3 separate regions of the Homo sapiens genome follow, and regions 1 and 2 are each linked to region 3. The links are chromatin contacts, found by Hi-C in ENCODE. All regions are on one chromosome and are shown on one strand. Each heading gives the region's core, a stretch centred on a gene start or an enhancer-like site at or near the end of the contact. The rest is flanking DNA. Distances are from core to core; before and after follow the strand shown. Region 1 holds the start of SLC9A9 (solute carrier family 9 member A9). Region 2 holds the start of PXYLP1 (2-phosphoxylose phosphatase 1). Region 3 holds the start of ATR (ATR checkpoint kinase).

Region 1 (3,790 bases), core at 409-2,908, 1.3 Mb after region 3:
ACGTGCAGGTTAGTTACATATGTATACATGTGCCATGTTGGTGTGCTGCACCCATTAACTCGTCATTTAACATCAGGTATATCTCCTAATGCTGTCCCTCCCCACTCCCAAGCAAAAAATTTTTAAAAGACCCTCAGTACCAAGGAATTTAACTCTGTGCTCTGAATGGATCAGCATATCAGCCTCCTGAGCCTGAAACTTCCGCCTTATAGCTCAAGTATCTCACAGTGGGATCCACTTAAGGCTTAGGATTCCTTAGGTTCTGAAATCACAACTATACACTGTTAATATCAGGACACCACAGGATTAGCATATACAATGTGCATTGATCTGTACCCTGAATCTCAGGCTTAGGAAAGGGTTTCAGGATTTCCAAAATGAGGAAACCCCAAATATAAAAGTATGTTATTTGCTATAAATTATAGCAATGCCTTGCCTGTTGCCATTGTGTTCAAACTTCCTATCCATTATCAGGCTGAGATAAGAGCAGTGAAGTAAACTATTTCATCAGTAACACCAGTAAAAACTGGTGTCTTTCATTTTACTTTAAAAGATGAGAGTACAGACAGATAATCTCTGTCAGACTTTATTAAACTTTCTGAAAGGAATGATACGGTAAGTTGCCCAGAAAGAGCAATACTGCAGGTGTTAAATATTTTTCCACACCTTGGCCTCCAATACATAAATAGGAGATACATAACAAATAACACTAGCAATGATCATTATAAATTAGAACATCTGAAATCAGGCTAAGAAGTAAAAAGTACTGCATAAAGAAACTCTCGTTTATTTATAACTTTTTATTATAAGAAAATAAGACACTGTTCGTATAAATAAAAAGGACTTGGACACAATATTCTCTTAAGAGGGGTGGGGTTAGTTTCTGCAAGTTTTCTTCTTGAAATTAGTTGATATAAGAGGAATTACTCCAGGCATTTTGAAGTGATGTTTTTTCTAGAACTTCGTAATGTTCATCGGTGCAGCCAGTGAGAGAAGGCTGCTCTTTGTGACTGCAGAGCCATCACTTCCCAACATCATTACAAAAACAAACAGCTCGCCCTCGACTCCCCACATGACAATGGACCCGCATCTGTCAACAGACTTGCATTATGTGCCGTGTGAGAACATGACTGTGACATTTGCTCTCGTGACATGGCAAATTTCGGCGGCTTGTCTGTAAAGAGATTAGCATTCGTTACGCTGCAGCACCTTTCATCAAACTAATGACATTTCAATCAGCACATTTTCTCCAGTTTCGGTACTTTGCTATCTGAGCACAAGTCTCTAATTACGCTCAAGCAACAAGTTTCACATCAATCTCACAATTTATGCACTCACCATACACCATTGCTCCTCCAGTTTCATGCAAGAAGCGGAATCGATGATTTTTAAATAACCAGATTGTCAAAATGGTAAGGATGAGCAAAAAATTGAAGACAAGCAGCTCCACCGCTCCCTGATGTTGAAACTGATACTCATCCTTTTCTGACATAACCCTTGACTGTCTCTCCATTCCCCAGTCTTCTTGGGATTCCTTAGATAAAAACCTGGATAAAGGCTATTTTATCAAGATTTGCCTAAGACAGTCTGACTGCCTGAGAATTTCAGAAGAAACACTGCCACTTTAGTTGCTACTTCACAAGCATTCTGCCCTGGCTTAGTATTCAGATGGCTTCTAGTTACAACTTCCTGTTTCTCTCTTAAAGCAGCCCTGTCTCTTTTCAAACTCGAGAGTGTGTGGTTTCATCACTGACTCTTAATGTCTTTAAGTGATTCATCTCATGAAAATATCTTTCATACTGGACAAATCTGCAAGCAATGATGCTAAGATCTTGAATCACGGTCTTATTATTCCAAATAAGTCTTCTTAAGCTGCATAAATATGAACTGTAGATTAATAATAAAAAAGGTAGCCTTACACTAGCAACGTTTTCTAAGTTCAAAAAGCCAATTCCTGACTCAACTTCACCTAAATGCAAGATCTTTCCTCTCTAACCAAGACCTGCCAAAGTGATGGGGATTGATAGCACAGTTATCAATCAGCCTCTGTGCTCTAAATGGATCAGCATATTAGCCTCCTGAAAAGATATTACACTGCTTAGCCTGAAACTTCCGCCTCATAGCTCAAGTATCTCACAATGGGATTCACTTAAGGCATAGGGTTTCTTATAGGGTTTCTTATGCTCTCAAATCATGACTGTACATTGGTTAAGCAAACCTAAAGTGATTTCACAGGATTTTTTTTTTTTTTTTTTAGTTGAGAAGCAAGAAAGGATTTAGTATATGACTCTATTTGGCTTTATATAATTGATAGTTGCAGAGCAGCCTTTAAACTCTAAATCAATTGTTTTTCTTTTAACAAGAGAAAACAATGAAAGCAAAAGACAAATAAAATTCCATCCCCATCTCTACAACTGTACTGTTTGGATACGTTGAGACAAAAAAGAAAAAAAACAAAACACATTACTTCGAAAGAGAAACTCACGCAGCCATCCTCAGCAACGCCACATGCATGGATTTCTCTTTGTAGGGTTCCTGGTCTCGGCATCCAGGACCCACAGAAATCTGCAATAGATCACAACCTCCTCTGTCCTATGGCAAAACAATGTTGCTCACTGAGAAATGGTTCTGCCACCAGAAATGAAAGCTCTGTATTCACAGGATTCTGATCATAAGAGTGATGATTCTTCAGATCATCTTCCATGTGGCAGGTTGCTCCTGTCTGATTTCATATTTTTCTACTTTAAAATAGTTCAAGATAATACCATGGGTTCTGCAGCTTTTTTTTCCTTTTCTTTCTTTTTTCTTAGCAAATATTATGACCTGCTTGCTTTTAACACTTGATCCTATAACACATTTGGGTATATCCTGGGGTTAGCTGATTTTTTTTTTCATTTTACCATATCATTGTAATTTGGGAGTATTAATCACTTATGATCCCCATTTTGACACAATTAATGCTCAATTTATACAATGTGATTTCTTATTGAGTAGGCTGAGCCCAAATGCGTCCTGAAACAATTTTTGTCACTAAAAGCTAAAGGTCAAGCATGTAATATTATTGGGAGCTAACTACCTCCTCAACAAACAGTTTCACCATGAGAGCAAGTCTATCAACCCCTTAATACAAAGCTCTGCTGTTTCAGCATCTTTGCTTTGTGCAACTTTGGAAGCTTATTTCCTCTCTGAGTTTAACTTAGCAGAGGGTATTTATGTGTGCTGCAGATGTTCTTCTGACACGCTACCCTTTTTGGCAGGAATATCTGTGATGACTAATATTCATACTGTTTTGAAACCTATCAGCTAATGCTTGCAAGCATTTCATGGAGCTTTGCTAGCAGGTTCTACCTTTATGATTTTGCAACTCCACAGGTTCAGTCGAGTTGTCAGATATACAAGATAACACAAATTCAGAAACTTCCTGTCCTTTTGTTTTTTGTCATTATTGAATTACTTTGGTTTTCTTTTATCACAATTATTCCATCTGAGTAGAATAAACATTCTCTGGTTGATCCGTGACATCCAGTTTCACTCTTTTAACCAATGAAGCAACTTGACAAAAGATTAATGGCCCATAGAATGTTTTGATTGGCTTACACGTCTTTTTAAAAAGTTTTAGGTTTGATGTCAACACATTCAAATCAGTATATTTAACATTTAAAAAATCATATGGCTTTTTGCAAGAAAAACTTGTAAGATCTGGCACACTGGGCCCTTCTTACATGGCCACAATCTGTTGGGGCTGAGTGGTTGCCTGCTGCATTTGCAACCAGCTTGCCACAAGTCCATT
Region 2 (3,760 bases), core at 709-3,208, 1.3 Mb before region 3:
TTACCTTTAGTCCCCTTGTGACAGAGAAGGGATCCAAGAGTGCCTACATGCTCCCTGCTGAGGGTGATAGTGTGTCCACGAGTGAACCCACCTGCCATGGAGTCACAGAGGCTGAGAGCACAGCATGGACATGTGGCCCAATCCTGCAAACAAAGCCAGGTCCAAGGCTAGTTGCAATGGCTGGCAGAGAAGCTGATTTTCTGCTAGAACTAGAGCTGTGAGGCTGTGAGCCTGGATCTGCCAGGGTCTCATGTGCGCATGAAAGCGTAGTTCATGTGGAAGACAGCAAAACTGAGACGGGGAGTCCCTGAGACCCTGGGACTAAAGCCAGGCCTGAAGCAGACAGGCTCTTCATGTACACAGCGGATCAACCCTTTGTGATTTAAGTTAGTGTGAATTGGGTTGTCTTTTACAGCAGAAAGCACCTTGACTAACCCATGTAGAGAAGAGGGTGACAGTGTGAGCTAAGCAGTAGAGCCTGCAATCCGTGAGAGGACAATCAGAAGGGGCAGAGGAGACATTGTTGGGCGGGCTGCGGTGGGCTTCTGTGGGGGCCAGGTGGGAGAGTTGGGGGTGATGCCAAAGGGGACAGTGAAAAGATTTTGTGCTCATGGATTGGGAGAGGCTGTCAGTATTCAGGGCAGAAAAAAGGCCCGGGATAGCGCTGCATCGGGGGAATACCAGAGGCGGACAGGCAGCAAAGTCCGGTACTGACGAGCCATTAAGGCACCTGATGAAGAAGGCATGACAGGTGGCTGAGAGAATGGCGAGACCACGGGGATAAATGGAGTTGGGAGCTTGGAAGAGGTAAAATTTAGTGCCAGACGTGGTAACTTGAGGAGGAAAGTTCTAAGAAAAAAACCGGAGGGTAGGGGGAAATATGGCTAACATATCTGAGCCAAGTGTGTGGATTTGAGAGCCATCAATCAAGGAGAGAAAGCAGAAGTCAAGGGATGAGATCCTCCCAAAGGTGCACCTCAAAGGTATATAGTAGCAAATTCGAATCCGTATCTATTTTGCCTGAGGCTAGTTGTGCTAGGACACACAGGGTTGCTGTAGACCTCGAGCTGACAGCAAAGACCTCTCTGATAATCGCTGTTGGTCGTTTCATCTCCCACAGAGAAATCTGGTGGAAATCTCCACCAGCTGGAACCTAACATTTGCAATAAATGACCCACAAATACTGATCAAACCAAATACAACCGTTCGCCTATCAGATGTCTAACGGGGCGTTACAGGCAGCCCTCAAGTGCTCTGAGGATCTTCAGCAGCGGCTCCAAGGAAGCCGCGGGCCGGGAGCAGGTGGGAAGGGCGACTGCGCGGGGCCACGACCTCCCCGGGTCTCTGCAGACCGTTGGAGACGGAGCAGCAGCGAGGACTAGAGCAACACAAGGCCGGATGTGTTCTGAGCCGGAAGAGGAGTGTGGGATAGGCCGAAAGGGGTGGGGGGTGGGGGGTGACAGTTTGGGTCTACGTGGCAGCAGGCGCACCCCAGACGCGCGCGCCCACCCGGCGATAGCATCAGCGGCGCCAGGGCAGGCACATGGCCCCAAAGCACCCACACTAGGGCCCGGGCCGGCCAGGGCTGTGTTCCTGGGCCTTGGCGCGCCTCCGCGCAGTCCCTGATCGCAGGTCAGGAGTTGTGAGGCACGCGAGAGCCCTGCGCGTCTGTGGTCGTGGTCCCTGCGCGCTCGGCTTGTCCGTGCCCGTGGCTTTGCACGCCGAGGGCTCTGCAGACTGACCAGTCTCTCCGGGCTGTGCTGGGCCTCCCAGAGGCAGTGTCCTCTCAGCAACCCCGCGCGGTCGCCCCCGCCCAGCCGCACCGCAACACCGCCTCCGGGGCGGAGCTCCAGGGCTCCTGGTGCAGGGCCGGCCGAACTGAGACGGGGCGCGGCGGGGTCGGCAGGGGGCGCTGCCGGGCCCCGCGAGCTCCCCGGTGGCGGGTGCGCGCCGCCCTCGCCTCCCCTCGCGCCGGGAGGAGCTGGCGGCGAGCGCCGAGCCGGGCGCGCAGCGACGGAGCTGGGGCCGGCCTGGGACCATGGGCGGTGAGTGCGGCGCGGGCCTGGGCCGGGGCGGTTGCCGTTGGGGCCGAGCAGCGCAGAGGTTCTAGGCGGGTGGGCGTCCAGGGTCCGAGGTTGGGAGACTGAGGGGGTCCCCCTAACTCGCCAGTGGGAGAGGGGCGGGAAGGCTGGGGGCGCTTCGAAGCGTCGGGTCCGAATCCCGCGACTAAGCCTCCTCCTTTATCCCCGCGCTCGCCCCTGAGCCTAGGACTTGCGCCCTCTTTCCTGCCACTCCCCCCGTGCGCCCGGTGTCCCAGCCCCGGCGCCCGCCCCATAGCCCCCTTCTCCCAGAGCTGGCGCCGTCTCACGCCCGCTGCGAACCCCCGGCTCTGTCTCCAAGCCCTCGCCCCCCGCAGCCCCGCACTCTCCCGCGGAGCCCGCCTCCACCTCGCCCCCGCCCTTCCAGCCCTCTCCCGCACGGCCCCCGCACTCCCGCCGCTGGATTCCAGCCGAGATTCAAGCTCCCGGGATCCCCCTTCCCGGGCGGTCCTGAGCCGGCTAGTCTCCAGGTAAGGAGGCGGCCGCAACTTCGCGGCCTTTCCCGGAGACGGGGCTGGCTCCTCTTGGCAGCCACCTGCAGCCTGACGCCTCCGGGAGTCCCGGGCCTGGCCACGGGGCCGCCCGAGCGCAGGTTAACATTCCTGGATGCGCAGGTTAGGACCGTGTGGTGTAGACCCACGACGTTGCTTTTGCTGGTGAACTTGCCTATGTCCTGATCTTTTAAATAAGCTGGGTTTGTCACACACACACACACAGAGAGAGAGAGAATGGATTTGCTTAGGGTAGGTTGCCTGCTTTGCAGCCGCAGCTGCCTTTTAAATTGTACCTGTGGATGGTAAAGGATTCACGGTGCAGGACGTGGAGCCATATTTTCCCGCTTCGGCTGTGAGTTCAGCGATTGCGAGGGGGCTCTGTAGTGAGTGAGGTTATCACCGCCTGGCTAGCCAGTGTCTTTGTGGAAAGGCAAGGATCCTTTGTAAGCATTCAACAAGTAAAATCAGGAGAGATGGGGAATCAGATCGAGCTGTGAATGGGGAAGTGTAGGGGGGTGGATGGGGGATCGGAGAGTGCTCCACAAATGGAGCCGTTTGTTGATATTTGCAGAAGGCCCGTGGGTGTGAAGCTGGCAGTGCGGAGCCCACCCTTTCAAACGGGATGCGACTGCGGTCGGGCTTGGCAGTAACTTACCCTCCTCAGAGGTGTTGGTGCCCAATCGGGACATCTGTGGGAAGGGGATTTATAGCAGATGGATCAAAAGGCCTCGGGCGCGGTGGCTCACGCCTGTAATCCCAGCACTTTGGGAGGCCGAGGCGGGCGGATCACCAGAGGTCGGGAGTTCGAGACTAGCCTGACCAACATAAAAACCCCGTCTCTACTAAAAATACAAAATTAGCCAGGCGTGGTGGTGCATACCTGTAATCCCAGCTACTCAGGAGGCTGAGACAGGAGAATCGCTTGCACCTGGGAGGCAGAGGTTGCAGTGAGCTGAGATTGCGCCATTGCACTCCAGCTTGGGCAATAAGAGCAAAACCCTGTCAAAAAAAAAAAAAAAAAAAAAACCCTCGTGGTCCCTGGAGAGAGGTGAAGATGCACGGGACAGCCTGAAAGCCAGTGTATGAATCTGCCCCATCCCTTCTCCTGGCTTTCATTAAGTCTTGGATTAAATTAATTGCTTATCTCAGAGAAAGGATGTGTAGGGG
Region 3 (3,447 bases), core at 717-3,216:
TATAGTTGAAGGCAGGAGAGTGGAAAGGTCATTTAGCAAGATTATGCAGAGCAGACTGCTAATAGCAAAAAAACAATAGGACAAAATTTATCTGAGGGACTGAGGAAGAGCAGCCCATAAATTAGAACACTAATATCTTTTTTTTTCAGTAGTCTAATTGCCATAGTCAATTAAGAGGAAACATTTTGGAAGAAAAGGCCTTGAAAGCTTGAATCTGAAACCTAGCTCTGTTATCTGCTAGCTGTGCCTTTGGTTCTTCAACTTCTCTGTCCCTTTTTCTTAAACAGTGGTAACACTTGTTTCATTCTATGTCATGGATATACTATGAAAATTGATTAGCTTTTTTGATTCAAGTAGTTGTAATGAAAAAGCCATGACAATTAAAAACTATTAGACAACTCTCTGTGGGTCAGTTTTTCTATTCTTTCTCTTGGAATAGCTACAAATAAATGAAAGGTAACATAAACTCTACTGATGAAACCGACTATATATAATCCAAGAACCAATTATTTTTATTAACAGGACTCACGGAGGAAGACAGAAGAGGGAAGAGAAGTATTAACCAGTTAATTCTACTTTAAAGCAAAGTGGCAAAAATATACTCAGCTTCACAATGAGCCTGAAAGATGAAATTTGTAAACCAACTTCCTACAATGATCACTTTTCTTCCTCTTCTTTTAGAGAGGTAGAGGTTATTTTATAAACTAAACACAAAGTATACTTGCCACAGATAAGTGGAAAAAATTCACACACTCAAAAATAGTGATGCAGTTACGACAAGAATGGTCCCTTCATTTATCCTTTTATTCATATATTGAGACTAGATTATTTGGATGGCCAACCAGTGGAAATGAACACAACTGCGCTGCAAAAAGAAAGAGAAGTAGCTATCCCATTGGCTTAATGTCAGCTTTGACTTTGTGTGGAAAGTTTTCAAACAGTTTAAGAAATTGGGAAGCAGTTATTCCAAATGATAATTTAACTGCGGTAGCAGCACAAGCTTATTTATTTCTTGTTCGCAGTAGTGTAGAATTAAAACAAACAAAGCAAAACAAGCTCTACCGAGTCTTTAGGCCTGGTTCAGGGAAGCCTGCCTGTGTATTGAAGAGGTGTGAGAGCCATCAACACCTCTCCCTCCTTGTGGTAAGATACTGGTTTTCATGAGGTTTACAGACAACATGCATTTGCAAATGAAATATTAAATTGTCTCCAAATTTTGGCAACACTCTGTGCACGCTGAGATTTTGTGGACCCAGGGGTCTATCTCTCCAATTTCTGACTAAAATAACGGATCGGGAACTGGACGATCAATACGAGGGAGGTCACATCTTCAGTATGTACTATGACTTCACTTCAAAGAAAAAAACTGCCTTTTCCAGCAAGTGATGTCACTTGCAGAAAATGAGAAGCGGTGATTTTCTTTCAAGGGCAGTTTGGGGACAAAATGTAAGGCTAAAAACCAATTCCTCCACGAGTGATCACAAAGAACAGAAACTGATGGGTCAAGTCCCTCGTCTAAGGAAAAAGATTTTCGAGAAGAAAATGAGTGTAGAAAAGTGACCAGAAAGCGATCAGCAGGGACTCTTCCTCCAGCTGCAGGAAGCAAACTCTCGATCGGGGTGAGTGGTAAACCAGGGCCGGCAGACGCCTCTCTCCCCCACGGACCGGCTTCCCGCAGGTTTGTGGCGACTGCCCCATGTGCTATCAACGGGCACTCTGAGGGAGAAGCGCCCAAATCAGCCACGGAGCATCTCCACAAGGGCCGCAGCGGGGGCTTAGGGGATCCCAGCCATAGCGCAGCAGGGGAGGGGAGAGCACGTGAAACCCAAGCCGGAATCAGCGGAGGAGGATGCAGGACCCAGGCTGGGCCTAGCCCTACCTGCCCAGCTCCCGCAGGGCGGGGATCATGGAAGCCAGCTCCAGGCCATGTTCCCCCATGCTGAGGCTGCGAGGCACTAGTCAACCACGCCAACGCGGGTTCCCGGCGTCTCCAAAGCTACCGCTGCCGGAAGAGCGCGGCGCCCGACGGAGCCGTGTGGAGGCCAAAACTCCTCCCGGAAGCCGCTACTGGCCCCGCTTGCCAGGCCCAGCGTCTTTTCTGCATAGGACCCGGGGGAAGCCGGGAAGCCGTTAGGGGGCGGGGCAAGCGGGCGGGCGTGCGTCGGTCAAGTTTCCCGGGTCGCGTCAGGCTTCTTTCTCAGCACCGAGCGAGCGACGTTCGTGAAGCTTTCGTTTTGAGCGGCCAGACTCTGCTGTTCTCAAGCCTGGGAGGCACAGAGAAGCAAGACTTCCGCATCGGGGGAGGATAGGGCTTGAGGGCCGCCAGCCCAGACTCGCTTCACAAATGTGAGAACTATGACAGTCCAGCGAGTAAAGGCCAAGAGTAAACTCCAGGTTTCCCCAGAGTAACGCTCTCACATTTTAAAAGTTCCTCACGTTCCCACCGCTCTTGTCCCTCTTTCTGAGAGATACAGGCCAAAAGGTGGGCTCTCCCTGTTTTTTTCCTTTTAAGCATTTTTTTTCAACTTGAAGTCACTGTTAGGTTTCGTTGAGGACCCTACCAACTTTTAATATTTGAAAATGGGGTTGGAATATATTTGTGTCTCATCAAATCAGCAACAGTACTGTGTGTGGAAATGCCACCATTACGGGCATCCGCAACCTGTGATTTAATTTTTAAAGTAAATCAATGGATTTTGGCAATACACATTTTCTAGCTCAACTCAATTTATTGGAAAGATGACCACCATAAGAGATTGTTGACATGTCAAAGTTATGTAGTTAATCACTCAAAGTCATGCAGTATGTTTACATTTGTTCTTTGGTACATGAGGATAGTTAACCGATACAGTATCTTAAAGAAAAAAGTGATGGAATGACAGCCAAATATGCTCTTGCCTCAAGAACTTTGCATTTGCTGTACTCTCTGCCTTGAACACCACTCTGTCATTGCCCTTTTTCCTTCAGGTGTTTGCCAAATTAACACCAAAGAGCCTCATATAGACTAACATATATACACATTCTGTCTCACCCTCTTTTTTTTGTTAGATACATTGTCTTACTCTGTTGTTCAGGTTCTAGTGCAATGAATGTTGCAATCATAGCTCACTGCAGCCTCAATCTCCCAGGCTCAAGCGATCCTCTCACCTCAGCCTGGGCTCAATTGATCCTCCTGCCTCAGCCTCCTGAGTAGCTGGGACTACAGACATGCCACCACGCCTGGCTAATTATTTTTTGTAGAGACAAGGTCTTGCTATGTTGCCCAGGCTGGTCTCAAACTCTTGGCCTCACACGCTCCTCCCACCTCAGCCTTCCAAAGTACTAGAATTAGAGGTGAGAGCCACCACACCCGGACATACTATATTATTGTCTCTCTCCAGTTAGAGTGTAAGCTCTTGGAGAGCAAGGTCTTGTCTATTTTGTTCACTCTCAGATACCCAGGACCTA

Evidence for each region. A loop is a pair of places that touch in the nucleus more often than their neighbours do. Pooled maps may share reads with other maps.
Region 1: a map of naive thymus-derived CD4-positive, alpha-beta T cell shows a loop between it and region 3 (6-fold over the local background). The contact joins the promoter of SLC9A9 here to the promoter of ATR in region 3. A Hi-C loop is called at or near these places in 1 of 168 maps with a recorded cell type or tissue (naive thymus-derived CD4-positive, alpha-beta T cell), 2 of 37 single-sample maps with no recorded cell type and 8 of 50 pooled maps.
Region 2: a loop to region 3 is called in a map of CD8-positive, alpha-beta T cell, with 5 times the contacts of the local background. The contact joins the promoter of PXYLP1 here to the promoter of ATR in region 3. A Hi-C loop is called at or near these places in 3 of 168 maps with a recorded cell type or tissue (CD4-positive, alpha-beta memory T cell, CD8-positive, alpha-beta T cell and naive thymus-derived CD4-positive, alpha-beta T cell) and 11 of 50 pooled maps.

Annotation. Positions count from the first base shown.
Region 1 is chr3:143,846,810-143,850,599 of GRCh38, forward strand. It overlaps SLC9A9 (solute carrier family 9 member A9), which reads right to left and starts at 1,659. Exons shown (of 16, transcript NM_173653.4): 1 at 1,339-1,659. The coding sequence starts at 1,513.
Region 2 is chr3:141,229,867-141,233,626 of GRCh38, forward strand. It overlaps PXYLP1 (2-phosphoxylose phosphatase 1), which reads left to right and starts at 1,959. Exons shown (of 6, transcript NM_001037172.3): 1 at 1,959-2,045. RefSeq lists a silencer at 1,698-2,077.
Region 3 is chr3:142,576,767-142,580,213 of GRCh38, forward strand. It overlaps ATR (ATR checkpoint kinase), which reads right to left and starts at 1,967. Exons shown (of 47, transcript NM_001184.4): 1 at 1,880-1,967. The coding sequence starts at 1,938. RefSeq lists enhancers at 1,758-1,917, 2,218-2,317.